Regions from separate parts of the Mus musculus genome. Here region 1 is linked to region 2. Evidence: chromatin loops called from intact Hi-C (ENCODE). Cell type or tissue: left cerebral cortex. All regions are shown on one strand.

Evidence for each region. Peaks named below come from ENCODE experiments on the same cell type or tissue, not always from the same donor. Only the 100,000 strongest peaks of a DNase experiment are listed, where the experiment ranks them.
Region 1: a loop joins it to region 2, with 2.1 times the contacts of the local background. A loop is called at or near these places in 2 of 42 quality-filtered maps.

What each region holds. Positions count from the first base shown.
Region 1 is chr6:136,299,449-136,307,448 of GRCm38, reverse strand. No RefSeq gene overlaps it. Among named protein-coding and RNA genes, the nearest start is that of Gm26105, 22 kb to the right of the region's middle. In left cerebral cortex, no CTCF peak of the experiment used is centred here; DNase peaks (open chromatin) are centred at 740, 1,938, 2,917 and 3,408; H3K27ac peaks cover 2,652 bases.
Region 2 is chr6:136,238,049-136,246,048 of GRCm38, reverse strand. No RefSeq gene overlaps it. Among named protein-coding and RNA genes, the nearest start is that of Gm26105, 39 kb to the left of the region's middle. In left cerebral cortex, CTCF peaks have their summits at 3,945 and 6,788; DNase peaks (open chromatin) are centred at 4,360, 5,264, 5,378, 6,729 and 2 more places; H3K27ac peaks cover 3,501 bases.

The DNA.
Region 1 (8,000 bases), 61 kb before region 2:
ATCCCATTTTGGTACCTTACAGGTCAAAGGTAATTGTAAAGGTTAATCTGGACTTGTGTGATTTTTGTCTACTGGTTGGAGTAGGACATTTGACAATTCTGATGGTCTAAATAGACAACAGTTTGCAAACAAGAACAACCACAAAGTACAATGAGTAGAAGGGCGATACTTTGTACTGAATTTAAACTCCATACAGGTGAGCTATCACATCACCTTACCAGGGAAGCTGTTGATTACCACAAACGGAGTGACTTAATACAACAGGATTTTGTACTCAAATTCTGGAAGCCAGAAGCCCAAAGTCAGGTCATTGGTAAGTGTGGGTCCTAATGGACACACTGAAGAGTCTGTTCCTTGCTTGCCTTCTAGCTTCTTGTGCTGACCAGTGCCCTTGATATTCCCTAGTGTATGTGTGCACCCCCAAGGGTGCTGTCTCTTTCCCTCTGTGTTTCCATACAGCCTTCTTATAAGGGTGTCAGTCCCTTGGCCGAAGAAGCACTGACACCTGGTATGATGTCATCTTCACTAATTGCACCTGCAGGCTCCATTTCTACATAAGGTCACATTCCAGAGTCTGAATGCACACGCCTTCTGAGGGTCACTTTCAACCTGGAGCAGTCACGTTTTACTCAACAGATACTTCTGAAGGTAAAACCCTCTGGTAATTAGGCACTGATGAATCAGATGTGACTCATGCCGCACGTGGGGGTTTGCAGTCTGCGCCGTCTACATGAATGGTACATGTTAAGCAATGGTTACACATGTAGTAGAAATAGCAGAGGAAGCAGCAGAGGTGATGGCCTCACACGAGAGGAGATGCATACAGTCTGTGGTGGAGGAGAGCGCTGAAGATGGGAGAGTTAACTAAACTGTGAGTGTCAGCAGGTGATGAATACAGAGGCCAGAAGACTGCAAACAGACTTTCCCTGCACATAGCTTGTCTGCAATAGTCCAGCATGCTGGACACTGGCAGCCGCACCCTGGGACCCCAGCTGATCTAAAACGAAACCCCGCTTTTCCCATCAATGACCTGTAAGGCCATTCTGTACGGTCTGGATAATCAAAGTATGGACAGCCATACTTTGAGTTCTGAATGGGTGGGGTTTCTTAAGTATTTAGTTACCCACAGTAAAAGGATAAATAGCAGGCAGAGGGTAGATAGCCAAACGCTCTCAAATAGGGCACTTAAAACACCCACCGGCAACGGACTGGGGAAGTGAGATAGTAGCTTGAGGAGCCTTCTCTTCGTGGCCGAGCTTCCCACAGCTGAACTTTCCGTACCTTCTCCCCACTGCGGGCGGCTTCATCTCACGGGGTGAATGATGGCAACATCTGCTTGAAGTGGTTCACCTTCTAACTGTCCTCATGGAGACACCTCCACTCATTGGCTGTTTTTCTGTTCTTGTCCCTCTCCTGAAGAGAGATAGGGGGCTCCTTATCTTGTATAGCACTTTGGGAGAACACCCTTGGGTCTGAAAAGCAGCAGTGGACACAACCCCATCTCCAGCGCAGCTTCTCAAAGAGTTCGACCAAGGCTCTTCATTAACATAATAAACAGAGGAGACAACAGCCCTTTACCTCCCAGCCTGCACCTCCCCCTCCGACAGAGTGGGGTGACTCTGTCGGGCTGAGCCTCAAGACCCATTTGAACCCACGAGACCCCTTTTCATCCCTGAGCTGAGTCAACAAAATATAACAAGTGGCTCGGGTCTGGCTTAGCTTTTTCTCCTCCCACAGGGAGCTATCCCCAACTTCTCCCTGTCTCCAGCTCAGGTCTATTTTCTGCCGCAATGCAGACCCGGTGTTTAGCACTGTGGTTGTCAATGGCTTTTCCATTGCATTTCAGGAGGCCCGGTTTTCTCCTGAAACCAGCTTGAGAGCATGTGGCCCACATTCAGGTTTCCCACGAGGCAAAGGCAGAGAGACACTGTTTTCATGGCTCGCCTTCATCAGCAGAGGGGAAAAGTGATACAAAGTGCATTTTCCTTTTAATTGACTTGTAGTAATTGTGCATATTTACAGAACACGGCCTGTCATTTCAATATGCCATGTGCGGTGATCACATCAAGGTAATTGGCATATCTATCACCGCAGACATACATCAGTTCTTTGTGTTGGGAACATTCAAGATCTGGCAGAGGCAGTTTTTCAAAACAGTATCTTTCCTTCAGTTAAAAGAGAAAGGAGACAGATAGTCCATAATAACATTTGAAATATCACAACTGAAAAAAAATATTGTAAGAAGAGTTGCGCTCACTCTCAGGAAAAAGGCTGGAGGTTTTAGCCTTTGGTTCCTTGGCAGTGTGGGTACAATACATAGTCTCAGTGATTTGATGGGAGATTAATTTTTGAGTTTTGGGGCATCTTGAAGACATCAGACAGTCCACAGCTGCCTCCCCCTTCCTGGAATGGTTATTATAATTATTTTATTTTCATTTAAAAATTATTATGATTTTATGAGACAGGGTTGTGTGGATCTCAGGCTAGCCTCCAACTTACTATGTAGCCAAGGCTAGCCTTAGACTCCCAGTCCTCCCGAGGGCAGGGATTACAGATATTACGTCACACTCTTCCTTCTACTTATTTAAATGACCGAGACCCTCCACCCGCCTTGGTGTGAGTCTCCACACTGCCGAGCTGGGTTCGGTCCCTCAGTCCCTCAGTATCTCTCCTTTGTGGCCACTGACTAAGAACCCAGTGGCCCAGGTCCCAGACAGACACAGGTCCTCAGAATCAGAACCAGGGGCCTGGCCCCTACTCCCAAGTTCTGTCTTCTGAGTCTTTCCCCAAAGGTTATGCATGTCTTAATCACATAGAAAAGAAAAAAAAATTAAAGCCATTTTCACTCGTTGTCTCCAGTCTAAAAATAGGGTGACAGAGGGATCGTGGGATAAGCAGCCAGAGCAAGGAAGAGTCGGTTGCCACAGTAACCAATGAGCCTTTTCACTGCATTTGCCTTGACTGTGTGATTTCTGTGAGTTTTTTTTTCCTCCTTTCCTTCTCTCATGCGTAGGGTGGGGGTAGGTGGTGGGGGCACTTTTAGATTATATAATATGGATCCAGATTTCTTACTTCCGGCATCAAACTGTCTTCATGGAATTGTTATTTGTGTTACCCCCTACCCCATTACCAACAGCCCAGAGCTAGTTAGTTGACTTGGCTGAGATCAAAGGATTATGACCACACCCATCTTGACTTACATAAGTATCTCTTTTTTTGAACACATCCCCATTTTTATTTTTTTTTTTACACTTAATTTTTAAAGTTGGCGTATGAAGTGGTGACTTTCACGATGGCATTTTTTCCCCAGATGCGCTCATTATTATGCTCTGTTTTAATTCTTCCCTTCCTTTAATGTCCCCTGTAACGTCCCCCAAATCATTCTCTTTTCTGCTTTCTGGTCACCCACATTCCATTACTACATCTCTCCTGCCTCCCTTCAGATCTCTTCCTTGCCTTTCAAGACCTACTCTGTAGTTTCATGACACATACACATGCACACACATGCATGCACACATGTGCACAAATGCATGCACACACACATGCACACATACATGCATACACATCCCCAGCCCCCTCCATGCAGGTCCACATAGGACCACACATAGAGCCAGCCAAACTACTCTAACATGGGGTTGGGCTGGTTCTGAGGTGGTTACCTCAGGCTCCACTCTCTCCCAGACTTCAGCTACCCAACTCTGACATAAGCCCTTGTAGTAGCCTCAGGATTCCCTGGCATGAAGAAACAGGCTGGTGTTTGAATTTTGCAATAGCCACCACCTTGAGTGCAAACTGCTTAACACTTTTGTGCTTGTAGTAGGGCCAGAAGAAAGAGAGGGCAGAAAGCAATCAGTGTGGTTGCTGGGATATATTAGACACTTCATAAATCTTAATTTTCTCCCCACTTTTCTTTCCTGTCATTTCCTTTTGTCTGTTTGGCTGCTGCAGGCTATCTCGAGGTAGACAGTAATTTAAAAATGCCGCTTATATTGTAGGGGCCACCCTTTCGGGCCTCCGCACTTACACAGTGGGAAACACTCTCTTCTGGCTCTCTTTTGATCCCGTTTTCTATGTATAGTCTTCATTCTCTCTGATGGTTACCTGTGGCTTCACGTGGCACACACTTCCTGGTCCTGGCCACTTTTCATCTGAATCCTTCTTTATTCTCCTCTTGAAGAGCTCAGTGGGTACCAGGATGGCTCATCAGGTTGAACTCAATATGTAAAAAGGTGTTTAAGGGATCCAGATAAGTTAAAGCGAGCGTGATAAGCTCCAGTCTTCATCTCATTGCTTATTAGGGCGAGGAAGTGCGAATGGAGAAGCTCAATGGGAGTGTGTTAGTGGAGGAAGTAACTTACCTGCAATGAGGGGGATACAGCCCGAGACCACCTAAGCAAAGCAAAGCAAAGCAAAACAAAACCCAAACAAGTGGAGGCTGAGGCGAGGCTGAGTTTCAATCCCCAGAACACACATAAGAGCCTGATGCACAGAGGAAGAACTTGTAATCCAGTGCCCCTAAAAGGAGATAGGAAGCAGGGAAAGGAGACTCCAGAAGTGCATGGGCCAGCCAGTCTGCTGTACGCAGCAGAAAACCCACGAAGATACCTGCCTCAAACAAGGAGGAAGATGAAGGCTGACATTTCCCTTGTCCTCTGACATCCATACACATACAGTGCCTCCCTCCCATGTGCCTGCATTCACACACAGGTCCAGCTGAGAGGAGAGAGGTCTAGGTCCTGGTCCCGGTCCCTGTTCTGGACCCATTGGGGTCTCTCCCATACTGGTCCCTGTTCTGCACTCTTTGGGGTCTCTCTGGAGGTTAATGGTGATGGCCCCAAAGAAACACACCCAGGCCGGGAGTCTGTCAAAGCAGGAACCCAACTTTATGGCATCAGCCTCTCGATTATATAAGTTTGGAGCATAGGAAGGGGGATTTTTGGTGGGGTAAGATGATGTAGGAGGTGGGGAAGGGTGACAGAGGGTATGGAGTGACTGACAGGGCCAATGGCAAAGCTCTGCATCAGCAAAGGCAGGGCAGAGGCAGGGCCAAACAGGTCTTGCTGAGTCACCCCAATACAGAACTGACTGAGACAGGTCTCAAAACTCAAGCCAGGCTAGGGTTTGTCCTCAAGGCCCAAACCAGGGTCAAACTGGGACCAAACACACATGAATGCACACACATGTGCACACACAGAGGCACACAAATATGCTCGAACACATGCACACATGACACACAGGAGTGGAAGGCCAGGAAAACCAACCTCAGAGACTCCCTAGCTTCAGGACTTCTGTGTATTAGTTCTTTTCTGAGTGGCCTTGTCCTTGCTCACCCAGTGGCTTGCTTGAGTTTGTACTATGGACTCTGAGTGACCTCTTAAGACACGGGGACAGATAAGAGCAGAGGAGACCATTCAGTGGGTAAAAGCACAGGTCAGATGTGGTCATTTTGGAGAGAAGAATGGAGTTGGCTGAGTGATCTCTGAGATGAATAGTCACCATAATGACTTGACTCAAAGCAGGGTGAGTCAGTTTCTCAAAAACTCCCAGAATTCTCCCCACAGGTTTCATTCAAGGGCCATTTTCTAGCAGCATTAGCTGGTATTAATCTTGTGCTCTCCTAGGAGCATCTGGGCTGTACTCGTGCGTGTTCCCAGAACAAATAAATCATCAACAATGTAAACACGTTACTCAGAACATGTGCCTGGAGATCCCTTTCTATAGCATGGAGTACACATGTGTCTTCATACCGGAGACTCTAACAATGCCCCCCACCCACCTCTCCCATACCCTATCAAAGATGCGCACTGCTGTTGGGACAGACAAATCACAGAGGGTCACTGGGATAAAATACCAGGATCAAAGCCAACTTATGGAAGAAGGGTTTTACTTTGGATTCTGGTTCCAGAGGGATGAGAGCCGGCCATGCTAGGGAAGCATGCTAGTAAGGGGCAGACATAGTGTCAGGAGAGGGAAGCTAAGAGCCCACATCCCCAACTGCAAGCGGAGGCAGAGAGAGTAATCCAGAAACGGTGTGAGACAATACGCTGTCAAAGCCCACTTCCACTAACACACTTGCTCCAGCAAGGTTGCACTACCCAAACCTCCCTAAACAGTGCCACCAACTGGGTTCTGAGTATTCAGATCCCCAAGCCTGCAGGAGACATTTCCCATTCCAATCACCACAAGTAAAATCAGTTAAAAAAAAAAAAAAAGAACAAAAAAACTTCCTAGACACTCTGGCAGAAGAGAGGCACAGGTCAGCGTAAGGCAAGGGTTGATTTTTCTCTGAGGAAGGAGGCACGGTTTTAGCCTTCAGGGAGCACTGAATTCCGTGCAACAAGACAGATGAGGTCTCAGGTACAAAAGTATAGCCAGAATTGAGACAGTACTGAGGATGAAAAATGACATTGTGGCAGCAGTCTCCCTGAGGATGTAAAGGCCATTAATGGTTGCTGGAGGGGGGGAAGGGGGGGGGGAGGCAAGTCCTTTAGCTGTGCAGCCTCTGATAGCTGTCCTTTGTCCTGTTAACAACCCATCACCCATGTGCCTGTATGTAAATCGAATTAAACTCAGTGGTTCATAGATAAGCTTTGATAGTAGATGGAAGGCGGGTTGGGGAGAGGTAGGTAGGTGATCTGTACCTGTGAGAGGGGACAGGTGACAGTAATGGGGAGGGTGAATATGGCCAAAATATGTTATATGTACATGTATGAAAGTATACATGTATACCCCTCACTATATATGATTAGTATCAGCTAATAAAGGTTGAAAATAAATAGAACCACAAGTCTAAAACTTAACTGTTTATAATATTGCATCTCAAAGTGGATTTTGAGTCAGCGTCTCACTAGACTCTGTGACGGGGCTGAAAGCTTGTATTGATGAATCCACAGGCCAAAATCTTAACCCTGAGTCAGGTGTGATGATGTAGGTCCACCATCCCAGAACTTGGGATGCCAAGGCAGGAAGATTGCAAGTTAGAGGCCAGCCTGGGCTGTTCAGGAAGGACCTCTCATGTGTGCGTGCACGTACACACACACACACACACACACACACACACACACACATGCATATGCACACACACATACCTTGAATGCTGCTTCTCCTCAAATGAAAAAGAACTCTTTTCTTCAAGATGAAGGTTTTAAGAGGTGGGGCCCCTGGAAGGTGATCAGATGTTGAAGGATCCCTTCCAAATCTGATTAGTATCCTTGCAAAAGAGATCCCAAAGGGACCCTTCTTCCTCTCTGCCAGTGACCACACAGCTAGAAGGCCCACAAGTGAGAAAGCAAAGCAAGGCCTAAGCAGATACCGAGCCTGCTAGCATCTTGACCTTGAACTTCTCTGTCTTCAGTCCTGTTGTATGTAAGGCACCTATCCACAGACCCTCATCAGAGCATCTCCAACAGCCGACTAGATGCTAATAGGTGCTTCTGCAAATGAGGGCAAGGGAAAGAGAAGAGAGCGAAAGAGAGAATGGAGAGAAAATGGAAGGGGAAGTGAAGGAGAGAGACCGTGTCAGAAATAACAAACTAAAACAAGTTTTAACATGTCTTTAATCAATACTTTAATTTCACTTTTAATTATCTCTATATATGTATCCTAGTTTGGTTTCTGTGGCTGTAATAAAATGCTGACTAAAACCAATTTGGGGAGGAAAGGGTTTATTTGGCTTGTGGGTCAGTAAGAAAAGAGGCAAGTGGTCTAGGCAGGGACTTGGAGGGAAGAGTGAACCCAGAGAGCCCAGAGGGACACTGCCTATGGCTTTGCTCCTCATGGCTTGCTCATTTTGCTTTTTCATACAGTCTAGGACCACCAGTCCAGGAGGGGTGGCTCTGCCCACAGTGGGCTAAACTCTCACATAGCAACCTTTAGTCAAGAAAATGACCTTCAGACCTGTCTGTATGCTGGCCAGTCTAAGGGAAGAAATTCTTCAATTGACATTTCCTCTGCCTATGTGACTCTAGTTTGTGTTAAGTTGACAAAACATATGGGTGTAA
Region 2 (8,000 bases):
TCTTTCTATTCCATGGAGGGGGATCTTGCCTGTTTCTCTGTGACTCACCATGCTTGCCTTGCGTGAAGCTGAGGCTTTTGACAGAGACACATGTTACATGGAATGGCATTTCTCTTTTTACATTTTCCTACGATGTTTCTCTCTCTAGCATTCATGCGTGAAATAGCTGATCATGACTTAGTTGCATTGATTTTAACAGCTGTAAAGGACCGTTAACCACCTTTTAAATCCCTAAGTTTATAAGTAGCTACAAGCCCACACTGCATGAACTTGGGGGTCTGCACACACACACACACACACACACTGCAGACCGTGCAATGGTAGATTCATTAGAAGAGGCATCAGCACCATGCCGGGGTGGCGGTGGGGTGATATAGGGCACCAGTAGGGAGAAGGCAGAGGACAAGAGGAAACGTCATGGCAAGGTTCAGCTTCCAGCTCTGCAGAAACTGTTCCCCCATCCCCACAGTGTCCGGAACGGGCGCCGGCAACTGGCAGTAACAGCTGAGTGAGGGGAGGGTCTGTTAGAGTCCGGCCTCTATTTTCTCATTTTAAGTTCATACGTGAAATGGATTTGCTTCTTTGTTAGTATTTATTCATGTATTATGACATGATGTCATGCTTCCCTTGGGTGGCCTGGGACAGAGATCTCCTTCCCGAGTGCTGGGATGCAAAGCACCACAGAGCCTGGCTCCTGCCTGTATCTTCACGTTCCTTCCATCTGCCATGGTTCACATCATTGTCAATCCCTTATCCACGGCTTCAGACACTTCATCCTGATTGGCATTGTTCTGTCCGGATGCTTCCACTCAAGGCGGTTAGTCTTCATCATCAACTTGACTCATTTGGAATCACCTAGGAGATTTAGTGAGATGTTCCTCCTGGGAAGTCTACAGGAATCAAGGGAAGGAAGAGGATGCCATCTGAATGTGGGTGGCACCACCTTCTGGGATGATGACAGAAGAATAGGAGAGACAGGAGGCAGCCAGCCAAGCGCCTGTCAGTAGTCAGCCAAGCACGTCTCCTTCCGTCTTTCTGCTTCCAGCTCTGTGATGAAATGGACAGATATCTGCCACTTTCCCTGACTGCCGTGATGTTCCTCCCAAGGGCATGAAGCCAAACAGTCATGAAATGAACCCACTGAAACCATGAACCACGATAGCCCTTTCTTTCTTTAACTTGTTTGCGTCAGGTGTCTGTCATAGAGCAAAGAAAGTAATCATCCTATGTTCTCCTCCCTCTCTTCTATTCTGAAGCATTAATGGTTTCCAGAAATTGTTATTTTTTACATTTATGTATGTATGTATGTATGTATGTATGTATGTATGTATGTGTGTGTGTGTGTATGGACATGCTGCAGTATATATTTAGGCAGAGACCAGGGTGTAAGACTTGGCACTGTTTCCAAAATGGGGGTTCCAGGAGTGGAGCTCAAGTTATCAGGCTTGATGGCACACAGCCTTACCTTCTGAGCCTTCCCTCCCCTTTCAGGTGTCATTCTTTAATGAATGAGTGTGAGTGTGAGTGTGTGTGTGTTGTATACTTTTCTTAACCAACCTTACCAAGTGTACTGACTTAATGACCACATCCATGTTCCCAATGTGCCAGAAAAAAAAATTACCTTTAGTCGAAATCTCCCACTTTCGGATTTATTTAGCCTGTTTAATATCTAGATCAGAAGCTTAGCACATCCTACATGGGGCTCATCATCTGTCATGCCTGCCAAGTCTCCTTCACTTGCTCTGTGTGCCATCCTCCCATCTCTGGTACAGTTGCCTGGACCAGCAGCCACAGGACCTTCTGTGCACATTTCATCTCCCCCATCTGGGTGGTCATACATCTCAAATATCTTTCCAACACTCTTATTGCCACCATCTTAGCCACGAGCTTCATCGTCTCTCCATTGTGTTATTAAATCCTCTCTCTCTCTCTCTCTCTCCCCCCTCTTTTTTTACAAGCCACAGGGTCCAGTTCTAAAATGTCCCCAGCCAGAGTCTAGATTAGGGAAAACAGAAACCAGGAAAGTATTTTAGACAGCTATGGACCTAGTGTTATCAAATGTTTTTTATGATACCTCAGAAAGTGCGCACCTCTTTGAGAACATGTGTGAACTTGCCATAGCCTGTGGAAGACTGAAGGTCAGAAAAAGCTGAAGTTTGCCAGGAGCTCAAGATCTTGAAAGTGGCTTTCTGAGAACACAGGAAGCAGCAGCTGTGGCTCAGGTTAAGACTTTGGAAAAAAATCACTATGGTACCCTTAGCTGTTGGTCGCATCAACGTGGGTGCTTCATACACAGCTAAATGAGAACAACCTGATACTGGTCCAAGCTCACATGCTTGCTAACCTCTGCATAAGAGTACGCATGGCCACTGACTTCTTCCTGCTGTTGGAATCTGGATCCCGAATTGGTGGATGTCAGACTGTAAAGTAACAAATTCAAAATCTGGGAAACCCAGTCCCAGGTTTTAAACTAAGGCAACCCAGCAGAGAACATGGAGGATAACACAGCTCTGAGGACCGCGGTAATCTGACATTCAGGAAAAAAAAACAAAAAAAACAAAAAACAGCTGGGGATGGAGAGGTGGCTCAGTGAGAGCACTGGCTACTCTTTCAGAGGACCCAGGTTCAATTCCCAGCACCCATATCAGGTACCTTACAACCACCTATAAATGCAACTTTATGGGGATTGAGTGCCTGCTTCTGGCCTTTGTAGACATCTGAGTGAATGATCCACCATCAGAGAAATAAAAATGAAGTCTTTAAAAAAAATCCATAGTTCTGGGGAATAGACAGGTCATGTCCTTCACAAAACGGGAGCTTCCTGCCTCCCCAGTCACCAGTCCGTTCTCCTCTTTTCATCAGTGCTGGTCTATTTTTGGTGGGATGGTTGATTATAAGGTTAGTTCTTATTCTGTGTTTCAGGATGGACTTGTGATCTCCTTGCCCAAGACTCTCCAGTGCTGGGCTTTTAGATGTATGCACTGGCCTTGTTGAAGGACTCTTAACTACTTGTTGCTGTGATCAAATATGGGTAATAAGCACCAGAAGTGGGAGGGGCTTATTTTGATTTATGTTCAAGACAACATGGTCAGTACATTGTAGTGGGGAATCATGACTAAGGATTGGCAAAGGCTAGTCACATTGGTTCCGCAGTCAGGAAGAAGAGAGCTAACAAGAATTAAGCTGTTAAACTTTAAGGCTTGCCTTGATTGATCCATTTCTTCCAGCAAGGCCCCACCTCCTAAAGGCTCTACATCTTCCTAAAAGGACATCACCACGTGGGGACTTAGTGTTCAAACATGCCCATGAGGGACATTCCATGTTCAACTATAATAAGAGCAGTGACACCACATTCTATATCTTTTCATGGACTTTTATCCATGTGTGGAAGTCCACTTGATTCCATCAATGCCCTCTTGAAATACTTACAGTGGTGTGTGTGTGTGTGTGTGTGTGTGTGTGTGTGTGTGTGTGTGTGTACATATTAAGACCAGAGGACAATCTCAGGTATCTTTCTTCAGGTGCTATCCACTTTGTTTGTTTGAGACATGGTCTCTCATTGGCTTGAACTCACCCGATATGATTGGTTGGCTGGCAACTGAGTCTCAGGAACCTGTCTCTGCCTCTGGAGAACTGGGACTACCATTTCTTGCTAGCATGGCAGGATTTTTACAGGGGTTTTGGAAGTCAAACTCAGTTCTTTGGCTCTCAAGGTAAGCCCTTAACTGAATAAGCAGTCTTCCCAGCCTTCCATCTATACTTCAGATCCTCTCTGTGTGGGTCCCCCATCACCCCAGCAATCCTGACTCTTGGGAAATCATTGAACATTTCCTTCGCCTCTTTAGTGGACACACTATCCATCCATGTGTCTGCCTCCTCTCCTACACTGGGACCTCCTTAAATGTTTTCCTCTTTGCTTTTATCTCCCGCATGCCCCACCTAGTGTTTGGTTCAATCCCTATGGAACACATGGGTACATGAAAGCTTCCGTAGGGCACTGTGCCTTGAGGTCATGACATTGCTGAAATTGCTTATAAGTGATACAAGGAACCAGATGCTTAGTAATAGAGACACATTTTCTAAATTCCACCCAGTGGAAAACAGTGTCGCAGAGGCTCCAGCTGTCTCCCTATTCACAGCCCTGACTCCTTGTCAGATCTAGAAGATGACTCTGCAGCTGTCTGTTTTCCTACATCCCCAAAACCTTTTCAAACGGATTATGCATTTCGAAGTCGTGTTGGACCCTGACTGGATACTATCCAGCGTCAAAAAGCATATATTCCCCTAGAAAGCTTGCTTTGTTGGATTGTAAAGGGCTTGAAGAAGGAAATGGAAATGGGGTTGAGGACGGGAGAGGGGAAAGCTGGCCATCTTTTTGCACAGAGAATGAGGAGGAGGGAATTGGTTTCCTAGGAGATAAGGCTTCTCTTTATTTAAAGTTTTCCCACAGACAGGCTTCTGCATCGGTGTCTTCTTCTTAGTCACAAAGAGAGTACCACAGAAGAGGCAGCTCAGAATTGCTTTAAGACAGGGCCTTTCGAAGGGGAGCTTCACTCGTTGGTCTCAGGTCATTGCTTTAGTCTAAAGACGGCTACAATCCTGAATGCAATAGGGGTTTTAATTATTTGATCTCTGATGCATTAGGAGAGGAACCCCGGTATGTAAAGAGGATGTAAACTCAGCTCTTCATACTTTGCCAAGGCCCATCCCCCCTCTGTGCCACTCCCTGCCAGCTTTTCTGACCCTCTCCAAGGAAGGCAGGCACACAGTAACTCCTCTATTGCAGGACCTTATCACTGGTCACATCTCCTTCCCAAGGAATCTCCTGAGGTGACAGGAATGAGAAGTAGAACACATTTAAAAGAGATAGTGACTCAGTTTCCCTGTATGTAGGTGGCCAGGCAAAGCTAGATTCTGTTGTGTGTAACTATTTTTTTTGTCTTACTCAGTTGGAAGCCATCGGACACATGTGTAGGTAAAACTGCACCTCAGCCCCTATGCCAGCACTTTTCTCAACTCTAGTGATGATCATCCTCTCCCGAGTCCACAGACTACATTGAAACGGGGTATGGCAATCAATCAGGGTTTTCAGTGTCTGCTCAGCTCAGGACCCACTCTCTGAGAACTGGCATCCTCTGCACCCAGTTAGGTGTCCATTAGCAGCCTCCCTGCTATACAACATTGTTCTCTGAATACCTGAGATTCAACCAAAGCCTGATTCTAGCTCAAGCTGGGTTAGGTATTCCTTCACGTCGATTGAATCTAGAGCAAAGAATGCTGGTTTCTATCTAAGCCAGATCTGTGAATGAAAAAGATGTCAAAAGCCCATGTAGTAGTCCTGCTGTGGACTGGGGTTATAGAGGGAGGACCAGAGGCACAGAAACCCCAGGAGTGCTATGTCTGGGATCCTGCTCCTCCTGGTGGGTTGCCTGGCTGCTTATCAAGTCAGCACAGGTGAAAGCTGCATCCTGTTATTTACAAGCAAATGAAGTAAGTGAAGGCATGCATGAAGGACAGGAGAGTCCAAGCACTTCGAGACTCTCCTTGTGCCAGGATTTAAGCAACCAAAGGTGGGGCTTAGGAGATTTCCAGAAAAGGGGAATGTGATTAAGGAGCTGGGATTCAGAGAAGCAGCACGTGCTGTGATGGCTAAGACTCTGCAAGGGATGTGTGTGTGTGTGTGTGTGTGTGTGTGTGTGTGTGTGTGTGCATGTGTGTGTCTATGCATATGTGCTAGTGTCTGTGTGTGCATGCACATGTGTGGATGTGAACTTGTGTGTGTGTTTTTACATGTGTTCCTTTGTGTATGTGTGTGTGTGTTTGCATATGCATGAATGCAGGTATGTGTGTGTATATAGACATTTAGTTCAGCGTATACAAAGCCCTGGGTGAATGTGGCCACTGGTCTTCCATTTCTGGGTCACTGTAAGCTGTGAAGATGGAAAGGCTCCTTGCAGAGAGAGGGATTTGGTTGGTAAAAGCCCTGTGCATTCTTCCCTAACTGGGGCTCTGATATAATCAAGCAGCACTCCAGTTTAGAGGCATAACCCAGCAGGACCCAGCTTAGAGGCATAACTGGAGAAGAATGCGATCTAGGTCCTGGATGGAGAAACTCCACCGAGGAGCCTTACTGTTCAGGTCCTCTCAGTCCTGACCTCCTCACCTGAAACCCTCTCAGCCAGGCTGGAGGCCAGCCCTGGTTAAATGGACCAAATACATATCATAACATATGCCACACGAATTACAATTTCCTGGGGGTCCTGGTGGTGCAGATCCATAATCCTATCCTAGCTATGCAGAAGCTGAGGCAGGAGGATTGGGGTTTAAGTACCATTTGGGCTACAGAGCACAATTCATGTTCAATTTGTGCAGCTTAGGGAGACTCGGTCTCAAAAAAAAATTGTGAGAAAGGAGTGGAATTTAGCTCAGTGCTTGAGTGCTTGCCAAACATCTGTGAGGCCTGAGGTTCAATCTCAGTACTGTAAAATAAACAAATTAATAAATAAAAAAAATAAAAATTACCGTTTCCTCTAAATCTAGCAGGTCTTGTGTGGCCTCCCCCTCCTCCCGTGCCTAGGAAAATGATGTTTCTTTCCTTGGAGCTCCAAGCTTTCCCTTTCTGTCATCCCCACGGCTGATTTCCAGCGCCCCTTTGCTCATGATTTTCCTCTTCCAATGGATCCTATTAACTGATTCTCTTCGCCATGTCAACACAATCTCTGAGAAAGAACCCCAAGAAGCAGACTGCCAAGGACTGCTCTGTGCAGCTCAGCCTAAGTGTCTGAGGCCACAGCTTCTGCCAGGCGCCCTCAGGAGGAGGATTTCAGTTCTGCCCTCTTGTTACCTGGCAACCTCTTGTTTTTATTTTCATCCCATTCCCCTCCCCCTCGAGCTGTTCATCTCTACAGGAGCAAGTTCTCTGCAGAACTCCGAGTGGCTGCCCTCACCACTTCCAGCTATCTCCCCTTCCTGACCTGGTTTGATGGGCGGTCTAGCCACAGTTGGTCTCAGAGTCTTTGCCACTGGATTCTCCCAGGAAGTGAGCAATGACATTTGTCACATTCAATGACATATCAAGGCAGCATTGCCAGTGGGATTCTAGGGTTGCCTTCTCAGGGATGCTCAGGTTCTTTGTGTTTCAGACAATGCATGGGACAAGATACAGAAGGGTAGTAAAAGCAGATATTCATTAACAGTTGGAGTGATGGCATACAGCACACTTCACAGAATAGACAAACACGTGATGGAAGATCCCTGAGGTCGTTGGGGATACCTCAAAGTTTAGGTGGAGAGAAAAGCTCATCTCTAGGAGCTAGGATAGGGTAGATTCTCACCATGATTAACAGGTTGTTATAAACGTTGGATAGTCTGCTCATGCATGGCCCATACAACCCATATTTTAAACATGTAAACCCCATCATGTATATATATGAGATGGTTAAAAAACGGGGGGGGGGTCTCCTGTTCAGACAGATTGACTCAATAAATGGTTTAATTTGTTTGGAAAAAGTCACCTTGTTTATCTCTCTTACTTATTAGGGCATGCCTGATCCTAAACTGTTACAGGAATAGGGGAGCTGTGTGACAGTCTATCTGGAAGGGACAGACACCTTCTTCAAAGGGGAGTCCTTATCCTGCCTATCTCAGGGAGACAGAGAGTGGTATGTCTCAGCAGTGTGGCCAGGAGCGTCAAACATCTCAGCCTTGGGCCATGCTGGGTGGGAAAGAACAATTAGACAGGACAACATGAAGCAACAGCTTGAGAGCGGGACTCTAACCTTCTGGTGGTACCGGGGGTGGGCTGTATATGAATATTTACAAAGAATCCGGGAAGCTGGGGATACAGATGCAGTCGATAACACCAGAGAACAAACAGTGTAAAAGTTATGCTAATTTTAGTCATTTATGAGAATGACTTTACCCTTTATAACTAATTATTGCATAAGCCATAGTTATTATGCACATCATTAATTGGTGTCAGATTAGACTTATTCTAAATC